Regions from separate parts of the Homo sapiens genome. Here region 2 is linked to region 1. The links are chromatin contacts, found by POLR2A ChIA-PET in ENCODE. All regions are on one chromosome and are shown on one strand. The core of a region is the stretch at or near the end of the contact, and the rest is flanking DNA. Distances in the headings are between cores, read along the strand shown. Region 1 overlaps CA12 (carbonic anhydrase 12). Region 2 has its middle 11 kb from the start of MIR422A.

The links. ChIA-PET counts read pairs that join two places held with the same protein, here RNA polymerase II (POLR2A).
Region 2: POLR2A ChIA-PET joins it to region 1 with 10 read pairs in A673. The contact joins two enhancer-like sites. POLR2A ChIA-PET finds 5 or more read pairs at or near these places in 2 of 52 experiments (A673 and activated T-cell).

What each region holds. Positions count from the first base shown.
Region 1 is chr15:63,370,228-63,372,927 of GRCh38, forward strand. The region is part of intron 2 of CA12 (carbonic anhydrase 12); the gene reads right to left. Among named protein-coding and RNA genes, the nearest start is that of CA12, 10 kb to the right of the region's middle. Within about 2 kb of position 1,449, at least 11 of the 41 ENCODE cell types and tissues checked have a DNase peak (open chromatin) inside an H3K27ac peak, as active enhancers do.
Region 2 is chr15:63,859,021-63,861,720 of GRCh38, forward strand. No RefSeq gene overlaps it. Among named protein-coding and RNA genes, the nearest start is that of MIR422A, 11 kb to the right of the region's middle. RefSeq lists an enhancer at 1,441-1,500. Within about 2 kb of position 1,296, at least 8 of the 41 ENCODE cell types and tissues checked have a DNase peak (open chromatin) inside an H3K27ac peak, as active enhancers do.

The sequences.
Region 1 (2,700 bases), core at 199-2,698:
AGGCGGGAGGCTCATTTGAGGCCAGGAGTTCAAGACCAGCCTGGTAATGTAGCCTGTGTCTACTAAAAAATTTAAAAATTAGCCTGGCATGGTGGCATACGTCCTAGCTACTTGGGAGGCTGAGACAGGAGAATCCCTTGAGCCCAGGTGATGGAGGCTGCAGCGAGCAGTGATTGTGCCACTGCACTCCAGCCTGGATGACAAAGCCCTGTCTCAAAAAAAAAAAAAAAAGAAAAAAAGAAAAGATAGGAAAAGCATATCTGGGCGGGGCACGGTGGCTCATGCCTGTAATCCCACCACTTTGGGAGGCCAAGGCAGGTGGGTCACCTGAAGTCAGGAGTTCGAGACCAGCCTGGTCAACATGGTGAAACCCCGTCTCTATTAAAAATACAAAGATTAGCCGGGCGTGGTGGTGGGTGCCTGTAATCCCAGCTACTTGGGAGTCTGAGGCAGGAGAATCGCTTGAACCTGGGAGGCGGAGGTTGCAGTGAGCCAAGATTGCACCACTGCACTCCAGTCTGGGTGGCAGAGCGAGACTCCATCTCAAAAAAAAAAAGAAAAAAAAGAAAAAAGAAAAACATGTCTGGCCTTTTCCGGCTCTCCTGAGAGTACTTTGTGCCCCTTATTCATCCTCAGGATGGCAGCTGGGAGTCGCGAGAAGTGGCTGGAATGTTTTGAGATGGCCAAGCCTCCCTCCCTTTGATAGAGACAAGAGCCCTCGGTCTATTAATTGCAGGTGCTCCCTGCTGTTTTGAGTCTCCCCTGAGCTCTCACTGCAGCCTGCTTTTTATATTGCAATTCAGGTGTGAGGTCACACAGTGCCTTTATCACTGCTGAAGAATAGAAAGTCAAGAGTTTGCTTCCTGGCCTCCTTTCATGTGTTCCATTTCTAGTTCTGTGTGGGAAGAGGCTGAGAGGGTGTCTGGAGCCCCAAGAAAGTTCATTACAGAAAATAAATATTTCCGCAGATACAGGACAGAAGGCGGGTGGAGGTGTGGGCCTGGAGGACTTCAGGGACATGAAAATGAGGTTTGCCCCAGTGGAGGATCTCCCCCTGATTTCCAAAGGAAATTCTTTAAGACGGACAATGTATTATCTGGGAGAGGAACCAAGGAGTGCAGCAAAAGGAATGCACAGCACTGCCCGGCTCACACCGAGTCCTGCCAGAGCCGAGGGCCACGAGGGCTGGCCTGCCGCAACAGAGAACTGGGCAGGCTGACCTGTAAGCATGTGCGGCCACAGCCACAGCCAGCCACCTGGCACCCCCGTGCCAGGCCACCTTCTTTCCAAGGTTTCCTGAACAGGATGGAGGGGCTGGCCTCGCGGGTGCCCTGTGGGGCTGTGATAGGGGTTGGCGCACCCTCCAGGAGGAAGGCTTGTCATCCATGTTCTTCTGCCATCCCATCGCGTTTAAGACTTTGCAGATCTTGAGCAAACAGGGGTTTTCATCTATTTCTCAACCAGCTCACATCCAAGAAGCAGCAAGCCAATATCTGATATCATCAGGGATGAAACACCACGCCCATTCTCAGCTAACATGATGTGCTCTCGGGTCTAGCTCCAATACAGTCATTCTTTCTGGTTGCTCTGTTGTTTTGAACACACTAGGGTTTTTTTTGTTTTGTTTTTGGGTTTTTTGTTTTGTTTTGGTTTGGTTTGGTTTTTTCTTGGGGAAGGACTAAAAAAGCTATCAGAGTAAGGATGAATCTCCCAGCCAGCTGGAACTTTGTAACTCTTTTATTGAATATGAAATATATACCGAAAAGTGTGTAGACCATAAGCAAACAGCTGGATGAATGCTCAAAAACTGACTGCAGCACCCACACCAAGGACCTGAACGTGCCCACAACCCTTCCTGCCTCCTTCCGGTCATCTTCATCCCCCACAGGGCACATATTCTGATACCTTAGCAGGCTGGAGTTTGTCCTTAGCTCACATGACAACCTGACCTGCAGCTGTCCTCAGTTCACAGCAAGTGAAGCTGCCGGGCTCAGCGGGATTGATGCGGGACTGATTTCCGGCGGGGAAGGTCCATGTCACATCATCCCCAGCCTCTCTCTCATGATGCCACCTCAGCCATGCTAAGCCCAGCAGCCATTCAGCTGCTGTTTCAGCACCCTAGGAGGGGCTCAAAGAGGTGGCGCTGGCCCCATCTTGGCAGTCAGATGGTCCTCCTCTCTCCAGGGAGGAGCCATCCATGCAGTCAGCCTGGTGACTCAGCTATGAGGATGTAGGGGTAGAACTCCCTTTTTTGTACTTCTAAAAGTCCTACCATGTGTGCCAGACAGTGGGAGGCCCCTGGAGAATGACTCAGCAGTGTACGTGCAAAGAAGCTGAGTTCTGCACATGAGCCACCATGCCCAGCACGGAGCCTTTGGTTGGACTTGCCCCATTCAGTGCGGCCCTTATTGCTTGGAAGCCGTTTCCCTCCAGCACTTATGCTGGGCCCTCTGTCTACCTGTGCAGCCCTGAGCACAGGTGCCAGCTGCCAGCCAGGACCTAAGGAGGAGCTAGCCAAGACCTCAGGAGGAGTTTGCCTCCTTAGCTGTCTTCCATCTGTCCTCTCCTGCACGTCCCCTCTGAGGGCTGACTCCACATCACACATGCCCATGTCACTAATAAAAACCAGACTTGCCTTTGTGCTTACCCCATGCATGTCCATGCATCATTAGACTCTGCCCTCTGCTTCCTCAGCAAAGA
Region 2 (2,700 bases), core at 46-2,545, 490 kb after region 1:
CGTAAGTCCTCTATATTAGTTTCCTGTTTTGAAAATGAATTATGACGAATGTAGTAGCTTAAAACAATACAAGTTTATTATCTTGCAGTTCTGGAGGTCAGAAGCCTGAAAAAAAAATGGGTCTTATGGGGCTAAAAGCAAGGTGTTAGCAGGGCTGCATTCTTTCTGGAGGCCCTAGGGGAGATCCATTCCCTTGCCTTTTCCAGCTTCTGATGTCATCTGCATTCTTTGGCTCATGGCTGCTTCCTCCATTTTTACAAAGAACATCACTCCAACCCCTGCTTCTGTCTTCTTCTCTGCCCTGCCTTTCTTTTATAAGGACTCTAGTGATTGCATTGGGCTCACCTGGCTAATCTGGGATCATCTCCCCATCCCATGATTTCTAATTTAATCACATCTGCAAGACCTCTTTTTGCCATGTAAATTAACATAGGTTCAGGAATTAAGATGTGGACATCTTTGAGGGGCTGTTATTCGATCTACTATACTCACCAAGTGCCAGTTTCCTCAACCAAAAGCCAGGCTATGAGTTGGCCATGGGAGTGAGAAGTGAGACAGGAGGGAAGGCCTACTGAGTGGCACATGCCTACCCTGCCCTCAGATGCTCTCTCACTGGGGTTATGAAACTTGCAGACATGGGGTTGGTCTGCAGAAGGATGTGTCAAGAATAGAGGGCCAGGCTGGGCATGGTAGCTCATGCCTGTAATCTCAACACTTTGGGAGGCTGAGGCGGGCAGATCACTTGAGGTCAGGAGTTCGAGACCAGCCTGGCCAACATGGTGAAACCCTGTCTCTACTAAAAATACCAAAAGAACTAGCCAGGTGTCATGGTGCATGCCTGTAATCCCAGCTACTCAGGAGGCTGAGGCAGGAGAATCACTTGAACCCAGGAAGTAGAGGTTGCAGTGAGCTAAGATGGCCCCACTGCACTCTAGCCTGGGCGACACCAGTGATACGTCTCAAAAAAAAAAAAAAAAAAAAGAAAAGAAAAAGAAAAAAGAAAGAATAGAGGGCCAGAATGAAAGGAGCTAGTTGTTCACCCACAGAATTCAGAGTTGGGCAAAGTTAGAAGCAATGGAGAAGGCATTTAGCAGGCTTTTGTAGGCCACTGTAGGCTTTCCTCACTGCAAGATTTTTGACAGACTGCTAGAATACCTTCTGGAGCAGAAAGCTCACTTCTTCACAAGAGAGCCAAGGCCATTGCTGGCAGCTGTGTTAAAAACTTCTTCCTTAGTTGAAGTCTACTTCCTCAGAAATGCACCCATTGGTCCTATCTCTACAGAGGCTGAACAGCTGCTCCCCCACCCACTGCCTTCCGGAGGTGAGGCTTTCAAGTGTAATGAAATCTTTGAAAGGTGCTTGTACTAAATCAAAGACACCAGCTGCACCCAGGGTGTACCAGCTGCCATCATCCACTGCCACAGGAACAGTGGATCTTCTAGGTGCTTTCAGAGTCCATGAACCAGTGACAATACTAGTCTGGTGCCTGCCACAAACAAACAGGCTCTTTAAAGCAGTGCCCTGGATCAAAGAGCAGAACCAGATCATCCTTGGAAGAAAAGGGCCGAGCAGATTTGGAAACGCGGCCAGATGCCCCAGACTCCTCTCCTTATAGCAGCTGTCAGAATTACAAGAAAGTATCTGTTGATGTCCCTGGTCCCTGTGCCCTGAAAACCTTCCTCCTCACTCTCTGGCCTAGGAGTAGAAATGGTTTCCTGCTGCTGCTGATCTGAGTTGTGTCATACTCTCCAGTGCTTTCTTGATTCTTCCATTGCTTGTGTGATGTCTATTAACATCTTTCTGTTTTAAATACTCAAAGTAGTATTCGTTTTCAGACTAGACATTACTCATGTAGGCTATGTTACCTGTATTACATTACCTATATATGTTACCTTCAGCTGTCATGCTTCAAGCACCCCCTTGCTGTTCTACAAGTGCTAAATTTCCTCCTTTAGACTAGCTATTCATTTTCCCATTTAACAGCCTTGGTAACTGATTTAGAAAAAATCTCTCTCTCTCTTTTTTTTAAAGAATCTCTGAAAAGGAAGATACAGGTCTGTGTGATCCACAAAGATCAAGAGTAGGGTCCAGGCCAGGTGCAGTGGCTTATGCCTGTGAACCCAGCACTCTGGGAGGCTGAGACAGGTGGATCACCTGGGGTCAAGAGTTTGAGACCAGCCTGGCCAACATGGTAAAACCCTGTCTCTACTAAAAATACAAAAATTAGTGGCTTGTGCCTATAGTCCCAGCTGCTTGGGAGGCTGAGGCAGGAGAATTGCTTGAACCTGGGAGGCAGAGGTTGCAGTGAGCCAAGATTGCACCACTGCACTCCAGCCTGGGCACAGAGTGAGACTGTCTCAAAGAAAAACAAAAAGTGGGGTCCAGTACCCCTCAATTCAACAAATATTCACTTGGTTCCCAGCATTCATTCATTCATTCGACAAATATCTATTGAGCACTGCTATTTTTCAAGCACTGTTGTAATTGGAGGGATACAGCAGTGAACAAGACAAAGTCTTTGCCTTAATGGAGTTTATATTTAAGTGGGAAGAGACGGACAATGAACAAATAACAAATAAATCTACAGTATATCAGACTGTGATAAGAGCTACAGAGAAAATACAAAGCTGGGTAAAGGAGTGAAGAGTGCCCAGATAGACATTGCTGGGATCGCTTGAGGTCAAGAGTTCAAGACCAGCC